Linked DNA regions of Homo sapiens: region 1 is linked to region 2. A link is an interaction called in ENCODE POLR2A ChIA-PET data of the cell type or tissue named here. Cell type or tissue: GM12878. All regions are shown on one strand. Each heading gives the region's core, and the rest is flanking DNA. Links, peaks and the distances in the headings are about the cores only.

Region 1 (4,381 bases), core at 308-4,307, 73 kb after region 2:
CCAGCAGAGCAGCTCAGACTCCTGGGACTCCGCTGGGCCGTGGACTGAGGAGACAACGCCCACCAGGGGCCCTTGGTCTGGCTCTCCTGGGCCTCCAGGGCTGGGCCTGCTCTGCCTGCCACTGGCCGAGACACAGAGGCACACAGCTGGCATACTCCAGGCTCACAGACCACGCCGGCCTGGCGGGACACACCCTACCCCAAACTCCCAACACAGATGGAGGCAGCAACAATAAAGCCAAACCCTTCCAGCACTCAGCACGGACCAGGCACCCTTTGGGGGCTCTGTCCACGGACTCCTCCCCACAACCAGTCCAGCTGGGGAAACTGAGGCTCTGGGATGCTAAGTGGGTCAGGACTGAATTTTGAGGTCTTGAGGCACACACTGGGGTCACCAAACAGCACCCTGTGCGACCTAGCCACGTGTGATTGCAGGGACGCCCAAGGCCACCCACTGAAAAAACACTGGGTGACAGATATAGGGACCCTCACATGTATCCCCCCCCACAGCAAGCATGGGAATGAAATGCATCCTTCAAGCTGGGTGTGTGGTGGTGCCCTTCTGTAATCCGTTAGGAGGCTGAGGCAGGAGGATCATGTGAGCCCAGGAGTCGGAGGCTGCAATGAGCTGATTGTGCCACTGCGCTGCAGCCTGGGTGACAGAGGGAAACCCGGTCTCTAAAAAAAAAAAAAAAAAGCACCTTTCACAAGCACACTGTCCCTCCCCAAAACTGCTTCCCTAACAGGCGCCTCCCCATCCACTTCCAGGGGAACCGGGGGGTGGGTGGGAAGACCTAGCCTGGCCACCGAGGGTCTGAGCAAGAAACAGACAGGACAGAGCTGGGCTGAGTGTGGCCCTGGCTATTTTATTCCATGTGCTGGCCCTGGGGACCCAGCTGGGCCAGGTCGACGCCCCTGGGGAGACAGTGTGGCTCGGCCAGCCTCAGTGGCTTCTTTGGGGTGCAGGAGGGCTTTGGGGTTAAGGCTGGGGAGGAACAGGAAGTAAAGTGCTTGCAGGGGCCCTCGGGGCTTGGCCCCAGCCACCCTCCCTGCTCCGGGGCGGGCCAGAGGCCGGACACCCCTGGGCTGTGCAAACAGGACTCTCCAGGGCCCAGCCAGGCCTGGGTGAGGGGCACATACTGGCTGGCAGGCATGGTTCCCAACACCCGCAGCCACGGAGGCTCTGGCGGGGCTGGGGGCCCGGATGAGGGGTGAGTCCAGAACCGATTGTCCGCTGATTGTCTGCTTGTCTGGTTCGTGGCTGTGTCGGCTCTTCCCGGTATCGGGGCCTGCTGCCCGCTTTCTGGGGGCTGCCCGCCCCATGGGCTCCTCACCTGCGGAGCCGCTGCAGCTGGGGGAGAGGAGGCCACTGGGGTCATGGAGGTGGGCTACGACCACAGTGATCCCCCAACCACCCCATCTCCTAAGCTGCTTACCTCACTCTCTACCAGATTCCGCCTATAGAGCGCCTCCTTTGCAGCATCCTGTGGGGGATGGGCATTCAGCAGGTAGTCCCTGCAGGCCCCACCCTGCCCGCTGCCCAGTGCCCACCCGGCCCGCGACCAGCTCACCCTGCTGCCATCGTTGCCCAGGCGCCGGGCAGCCTCCGTGTAGAACTGCAGCTGCCGCTCCAGCTGGGCTGCGTATTCTGAGAATGGATGGCGGGGGAATGGAGGCTTAGGGTGGGGCCTCACTGCCCACAACCCTCCTGGACTGTGCCCATCCCCAAGCCCGTCCCCCGCCAGGTGCCCATCCCCGAGCCCCTCCCCCTCCAGGTGCCCATCCCCGAGCCCCTCCCCCTCCAGGTGCCCATCCCCGAGCCCCTCCCCCTCCAGGTGCCCATCCCCGAGCCCCTCCCTCTCCAGATGCCCATCCCCGAGCCCCTCCCCCTCCAGGTGCCCATCCCCGAGCCCCTCCCCCTCCAGGTGCCCATCCCCGAGCCCCTCCCTCTCCAGATGCCCATCCCCGAGCCCCTCCCCCACCAGATATGCATCCCTGAGCACCTCCCCCCCCATGCCTATCCTGGAGCTCCTCCCCCACCAGATGCCCATCTCCAAACCCCTACCCCGTCGGATGCCCACACCCCCCTGCTCCAGCTGTGCCCTCTGCCACTGGCTGCGTTGCATGATGTCCTGGTACTGCTGGGCCACTTCTGGGGGCACCGGCCGCCGCGCCTGCCTGAGGGCCAGGATCTAGAGGATACAGAGGGTCCTGTGAGGATCCTGCCTGGGCCTGCAGACTCCCCAGTCCTGCCCCATGTAGCCCGGCAGGATGGATACCCACCTTCCGCTCCAGACGCTCTTGGTCAAACGCCAGCACACTGAGGCTATGCAGGGGCCGGGCTGATCTAAGGGGTGGAGGAAGGATAAGGGACTGCAGAGATTCCCCCAGCCCAACCCTGTTAATTCAAAAGACACACTGGGCTGGGCACAGTGGCTCACGCCTGTAATCCCTGCACTTTGGGAGGCGGAGGTGAGTGGATCATGAGGTCAGGAGTTCGAGACCAGCCTGGCCAATATGGTGAAACCCCGTCTCTACTAAAAATAGAAAAAAAATTAGCTGGGCATGGTGGTGTGCTCCTGTAGTCCCAGCTACTTGGGAGGCTGAGGCAGAAGAATTGCTTGAACCTGGGAGCTGGAGGTTGCAATGAGCCGAGATCACACCACTGCACTCCAACCTGGGTGACAGAGCAAGATTCTGTCTCAAAAAAAAAAAAAAGCCGAGCATGGTAGCTCATGCCTGTAATCCCAGCACTTTGGGAGGCCGAGGCAGGCAGATCACCTGAGGTCGGGAGTTCGAGACCAGCCTGACCAACATGGAGAAACCCCATCTCTACTAAAAATAGAAAAATTAGCTGGGTGTGGTGGCGCATGCCTGTAATCCCAGCTACTCAGGAGGCTGAGGCAGGAGAATCGCTTGAACCCCAGAGGCGGAGGTTGCTGTGAGCTGAGATCGCGCCATTGCACTCTAGCCTGGGCGACAGAGCTAGACTCTGTCTCAAAAAAAAAAAAAAAAAAAAAAGACACACTGGGCACTGGGGGTATGGTGGGAGACAGCCGAGAACCACCCGGTGTTACTGATCCCAAAACCTAGCGGGGATGATGGCTGCACACCCAGGAAACTATGATGCCTAGTGGTCAGGGAGGGCTTCCTGGAGGAGGTAACAGCCAAGTTGGGATCCAAAGAAGGAATCAGAGGTGGGCAGAGGAACAAGGAACACCCCTACCCTAGGTAGGGGTGTTCAGGGCACTGGAACCCACAGAAGTCCAGAGGCCAGTGAAAACTATTCATGGACATGAACCACAGGAGGGAGTAGGGAGAGAGAAGCCTGGATATGTTGACAATGGTCAGATCACAAAAGGTTTTAAAGACCAAACCAAGGAGTTTAAACTGGATCCTCTGGGAAAAGGGGTGCCAAGAAAGGTTTTGCAGCAGGAGAGGGACGTGGTCCAATTTGTGCCTGGTGGGAAACTGTCCAGGTGGGGCTGAGAGGGGAATTGGGTGTTTTCTCCAGCATGCCCTGGCCCAGATACCTACCTGTTCCCTGACTCCCTTGCAGGGGCAGGCACAGGAGGGGCCTTCCCTTTGGGCCCAGCAACCTGCTTCAGAGGAGAGAACCAGTCCTGTGAGTCCTGGGCCCCTGAACCAAGCTTCCCTCCCTGGGGTTGCTGATGGGTGGGGGTGGGGGGTCTCACTGTGGGCACAGCTGCCGGCACAGGGTCAATGACCAGCCACCTCTCTGTCGTCGTCTCCAACTGCTGGGCTGTCAGTGGCTCCCGAATCCGGACCATTACCTCCAGTCGCCCCCCTGTGGGCCGGCGACCATCCAGGACCTGGGTGGGGGTAAGGAGAAACTGTTGGTGGGAAGCAGGAAGTGACTAGAGGCCCAGGGCCAGGACAAGGGAGAACAAGACTGGTTTTTTTTTTTGGTTTTTTTTTTTTCTGAGATAGAGTCTCGCTCTGTTGTCCAGGCTGGAGTGCAGTGGTGCAATCTGGGCTCACTGCAAGCTCCGCCTCCTGGGTTTACTTACGCCATTCTCCTGCCTCAGCCTCCCGAGTAGCTGGGACTACAGGCGCCCGCCACCATGCCTGGCTAATTTTTTTGTATTTTAGTAGAAACAGGGTTTCACCATGTTAGCCAGGATGGTCTCGATCTCCTGACCTCGTGATCTGCCCGCCTCAGCCTCCCAAAGTGCTGGGATTACAGGCATGAGCCACCATGCCTGGCCAAGAGTGGTTTCTAAAATATGAGCCCATGGTATGGCTGAGATACCAGTTGATCATAATGGAGTGGGGTACTGCAAGTATTTAGGGCTGGGCAGTAGGGAGGTCTGAGGCTCTGAGGGGAGGGGCTGGGTCAACAGACAGGCTCATAGAGGGCT
Region 2 (4,381 bases), core at 133-4,132:
GAGGAGGCAGGGACTCTTTGAAAGTTAGGACAGGTGGAGATTAATTTTCAGTAAAACAAACAAAAAAGCTAGAAATGCCAAGTTGCTAGACGGATCATCAGCACTTTTTTTTTTGGAGACGGAGTCTCACTCTGTGGCCAGGCTGGAGTGCAGTGGCTTGATTTTGGCTCACTGCAGCCTCCGCCTCCCGGGTACAAGTGATTCTCCTGCCTCAGTCTCCTGAGTCGCTGGGACTACAGGCGCTCGCCATCATGCCCGGCTGATTTTCGTATTTTTAGTAGAGACGGGGTTTCACCATGTTGGTCAGGATGGTCTTGATCTCTTGACCTCGAGATTTACCTGCCTCGGCCTCCCAAAATGCTGGGATTACAGGCGTGAGCCACCGCGCCCGGCTAGCCCTTCTTAAAAAAGCTAACTGAGCAGGCTGGGCGTGGTGGCTCACACCTGTAATCCCAGCACTTTGGGAGGCTGAGGTGGGCGGATCACCTGAGGTCAGGAGTTTGAGACTAGCCCGGCCAACATGGTGAAACCCTGTTTCTAAAAAAATTAGCCAGGCGTGGTGGCACATGCCTGTAATCCCAGCTACTCGGGAGGCTGAGACACAAGAATTGCTTGAGCCTGGGAGGCGGAGGTTGCAGTGAGCTGAGATCACAGGCCACTGCACTCCAGCCTGGGCAACAGAGTGAGACTTGTCTCAAAAAAAAAAAAGCTAACTGAGCAGAAAGTGATGTTACCAATTATCTGGTCATGTTGACTGCCTCAGTCACCAGTTACATTTACAGATGAAGGGCCTGAGGAGTCATTTGACTAGGAAGAGAACACTAGGGTGATTTGAAGCTGACTTGAAACAGTCAGCTTTTCTAGCTGTGTGCTCTTAGGTGAGTTACTTAAGTTTTCTGGGCCTCAGTTTCCCTTCCTTTCATCTAGGGGCAGTAATCCTTGGTAGTCCTTTCAATCTCATGTTTCTGTGCTATGGATCCCAGAAAATAATACCTGTTGAATATCAAATACATAGGAATTGCTGAAACTAACTAAATACAAAGTAATTGCTAATGTAGTTATGTTAGCCTCTGCTGTTACGGTGATTGTCGCTTCCTGTTCAACCCTCGGAAATACACCGTTGGCTTTTATTTTTATCATTTTGAATCCAGTGAGAGCCCTCGTGGCTTTAAAGGTTGACTTGCTTCTCGCTTGCTGGGCTGTGTGGGTCGATGACAGGGATCCAGGAAGCTGGATACCAGGGATCCAGTTTGTAGTGGGAAAGTCACTCCCCTGGCTGCTGAATGGCTGTTCTCTGGCTTTAGGAGAGTCACTAGAAAGAAAAATCCTGGCCGGGCACAGTGGCTCAATTTGGGTGCTCACTCCCCCAGCACTTTGAGAGGCCAAGGTGGGTGGATCACTTGAGGTAAAGAGTTGGAGACCAGCCTGGCCAACACGGTGAAACCCTATCTCTACTAAAAATACAAAAAGTAGCCGGGCATGGTAGCACATGACTGTAGTAGTCCCAGCTATTTAGGAGGCTGAGGCAGGAGAATCCCTTGAACCGTGGAGATGGAAGTTGCAGTGAGCCAAGATCGTGCCACTGCACTTGAGCCTGGGTGACAGAGCAAGACTGTCTCAAAACACACACACAAAATGCTACTTGGGCTCAGGCCCAGACACAGTCCCAAGCCTTCCAGGAGGCAGCTGGGTGAGCGGGGATGTGGACATTGTGGGAACGGTGGGGAGCTTGGAATGGCGTCTCTGGAGCCGAGGTCCTCACCCTTCTCCTCTGTCATGTACCTGAGCATCTCAGGGAAGGGGATGGCCAGGCTGCCCCGCCCGCAGAGATGCTGCCTTCAATAGCAGCTGTACAGGACGTGGTCTTCCTAGGCGAGAAAGACTTTCTCCCACCTGCTTCCCAGGCCTGTTCTGGACCAGAAGGCATTGCCTGGCTCTGTAGCACAAGCAGGCTTGTGGCAGGAAGTAACTTTCTCACACGGTCTCAGCAGTTGATAGACTGGAACCTGCCTTTGATGCTCACTAGCAGTGTGTTCTGGTGCATCATTTATGCTGCCTGGACAGTAAGAGTCAAAACCCCCACTATTTGCCTGTCAGTTTTCTTTTCTTTTTTCTTTCTTTCTTTCTTTTTTTTGTTGAGACAGAGTCCTACTCTGTCGCCCAGGATGGAGTGCAGTGGCGTGATCTCAGCTCACCGCAACCTCCACCTCCCCAGTTCAAGCAATTCTCCTGCTTCAGCCTCCCGAGTAGCTGGGATTACAGATGCCTGCCACCATGCCTGGCTAATTTTTTTTTTTTTTTTTTTTTGAGACAGAGTCTCACTCTGTCATCCAGGCTGGAGTGCAGTGGCACGATCTTGGCTCACTGCAACATCCACCTCCTGGGTTCAAGCAGTTCTCTTGCCTCAGCCATCCGAGTACCTGGGAATACAGATGCCCGCCACCATGACCGGCTCATTTTTGTTTTGTTTCGGTTTGGTTTATTTGAGACGGAGTGTCTCTCTTGTTGCCCAGGCTGGAATGCAATGGCGCAATCTTGGCTCACCGCAACCTCCACCTCCCAGGTTCAAGAGATTCTCCTGCCTCAGCCTCCCGAGTAGCTGGGATTACAGGCACCCACCACCATGCCCGGCTAATTTTTGTATTTTTAGTAGAGACAGGGTTTCACCATGTTGGCCAGGCTGGTGTCGAACTCCTGACCTCAGGTGATCCACACGCTTTGGCCTCCCAAAGTGCTGGAACTATAGGTGTGAGCCACCGCAGCAGCCTAATTTCTGTATTTTTAGTAGAGACAGGGTTTCACCATGTTGGCCAGGCTAGACTTGAAATTCTGACTTCAGGCGATCTGCCCGCCTCAGCCTCCCAAAATATTGGGATTACAGGCGTGAGCCACTGCTCCCGGCCTTGCCTGTCAGTTTTCTAGGAGCTGAGACAGAGACCAGGCCCACCAGGTCTCTGCCTGTGGGGCCCTTACCTTTCCAGTCAGGGAGGGAAGAGGAACTAGGAGGAAGAAAATAAATCCAGCCAGACTCAGTGGCTTATGCTTGTAATCCCAGCACTTCGGGAGGCTGAGACATGAGGATCACTTAAGCCCAGGAGTTTGAGACCAGCCTGGGCAACATAGCGAGACCCCATCTCTTAAAAAGATTTAAAAATTAGCCAGGTGTCGTGGCACAGGCCTGCGTTCCCATATACTGTGGAGGCTGAGGCCGGAGGATCACTTGAGCCCAGGAATTCAAGGTTACAGTGAGCTGTGATTGTGCCACTGTGCTCCAGCCTGGGCAACAGAGTGAGACCTTGTCTCTAAGAAACGAAAAAGAAAGAAAATAAACTCAACAGGGAAACACAGTGTCAGGAAGCAAATAAAATAGTAGTATGTGCTTGAGGGTACCTTCAGACCCAAGGAAGTGTGTACGAGCTGAGACCTGAATAAGGAGGAGAAGCCAGCCGTGAAGGTGGCGGTGGGGACAGCATGCCAGGTGGGAGGAAGAGGTGGGGCCGAGGCCATGAGAGGCAGGAATGGATCTGCAGCATTTTTTTGTTTTGTTTTGTTTTTTGTTTTTTTTGTTTTTGCAGAGAGGCTCACTGCAACCTCTGCCTCCTGGGTTCAAGCAATTCTACCTCAGCCTCCCGAGTAGCTGGGATTACAGGCACACGCCATCACGCCCACCTAATTTTTAAAATTTTTTTGTCGAGATGGAGTCTCGGCTATGCTGCTAAGACTGGTCTCAAACTTCTGGCCTCAAGCAATCTTCCTGCCCTGGGCTCTCAAAGTGCTGAGATTACAGGCGTGAGCCGCCATGCCTGTCCAGGATATATTTTAAAGAGACAGGGTCTTGTTCTGTTGCCCAGACTGGAGTGTGGCGGTGTGATCATAGCTCACTGAAGCCTGGAACTCCTGGGCTCAAGTGATTCTCCCACCCCAGCCTCCCGAGCAGCTGGGACTTCAGGTGTCGGGTACTATGCCTAGCTGATTTTTTCACTTTTTTATAGAGATAAGGCGTCACTTTGTTGCTTAGGCTGGTCTTGAACTCCTGGGCTCAAGTGATCCTCCAATCTTGGACTCCCAAAGTGGTGGGATTATAGATGTGAGCACTGCGCCCAGTCATTAGGAGATGTGTGCGAGTGTGTGTGTGTGTATGTGTATGTGTATGTGTGTGTTTGTATGCATGCAGTGGCACAATCTCAGCTCACTGCAACCTCTGCCCCGCCAGACTCAAGCGATCCTCCTGCCTAAGCCTCCTGAGTAGCTGGGATTACAGCCACACACCACCACACCCAGCTAATTTTTGTATTTTTAGTAGAGACGGGGTTTCGCCATGTTGGCTAGACTGGCTTCAAACTCCTGACCTCAAATGATCCGCCCGCCTCAGCCTTCCAAA

Evidence for each region. Peaks named below come from ENCODE experiments on the same cell type or tissue, not always from the same donor. Only the 100,000 strongest peaks of a DNase experiment are listed, where the experiment ranks them.
Region 1: POLR2A ChIA-PET joins it to region 2 with 7 read pairs; 8 of 35 experiments call an interaction of 5 or more read pairs at or near these places.

Annotation. Positions count from the first base shown.
Region 1 is chr19:13,927,344-13,931,724 of GRCh38, reverse strand. It overlaps CC2D1A (coiled-coil and C2 domain containing 1A), which reads right to left. Exons shown (of 29, transcript NM_017721.5): 23 at 3,695-3,832; 24 at 3,537-3,601; 25 at 2,283-2,346; 26 at 2,065-2,191; 27 at 1,571-1,647; 28 at 1,436-1,483; 29 at 846-1,350. The coding sequence ends at 1,330. PODNL1 (podocan like 1) reads left to right here. Exons shown (of 10, transcript NM_001370095.3): 10 at 1-538. Among named protein-coding and RNA genes, the nearest start is that of PODNL1, 8.9 kb to the left of the region's middle. In GM12878, for the core only: no CTCF peak of the experiment used is centred there; no DNase peak of the experiment used is centred there.
Region 2 is chr19:14,000,241-14,004,621 of GRCh38, reverse strand. All of the region lies in intron 1 of RFX1 (regulatory factor X1), which reads left to right. Among named protein-coding and RNA genes, the nearest start is that of RFX1, 3.9 kb to the left of the region's middle. In GM12878, for the core only: no CTCF peak of the experiment used is centred there; a DNase peak (open chromatin) is centred at 1,982; H3K4me3 peaks cover 1,180 bases; H3K27ac peaks cover 1,637 bases.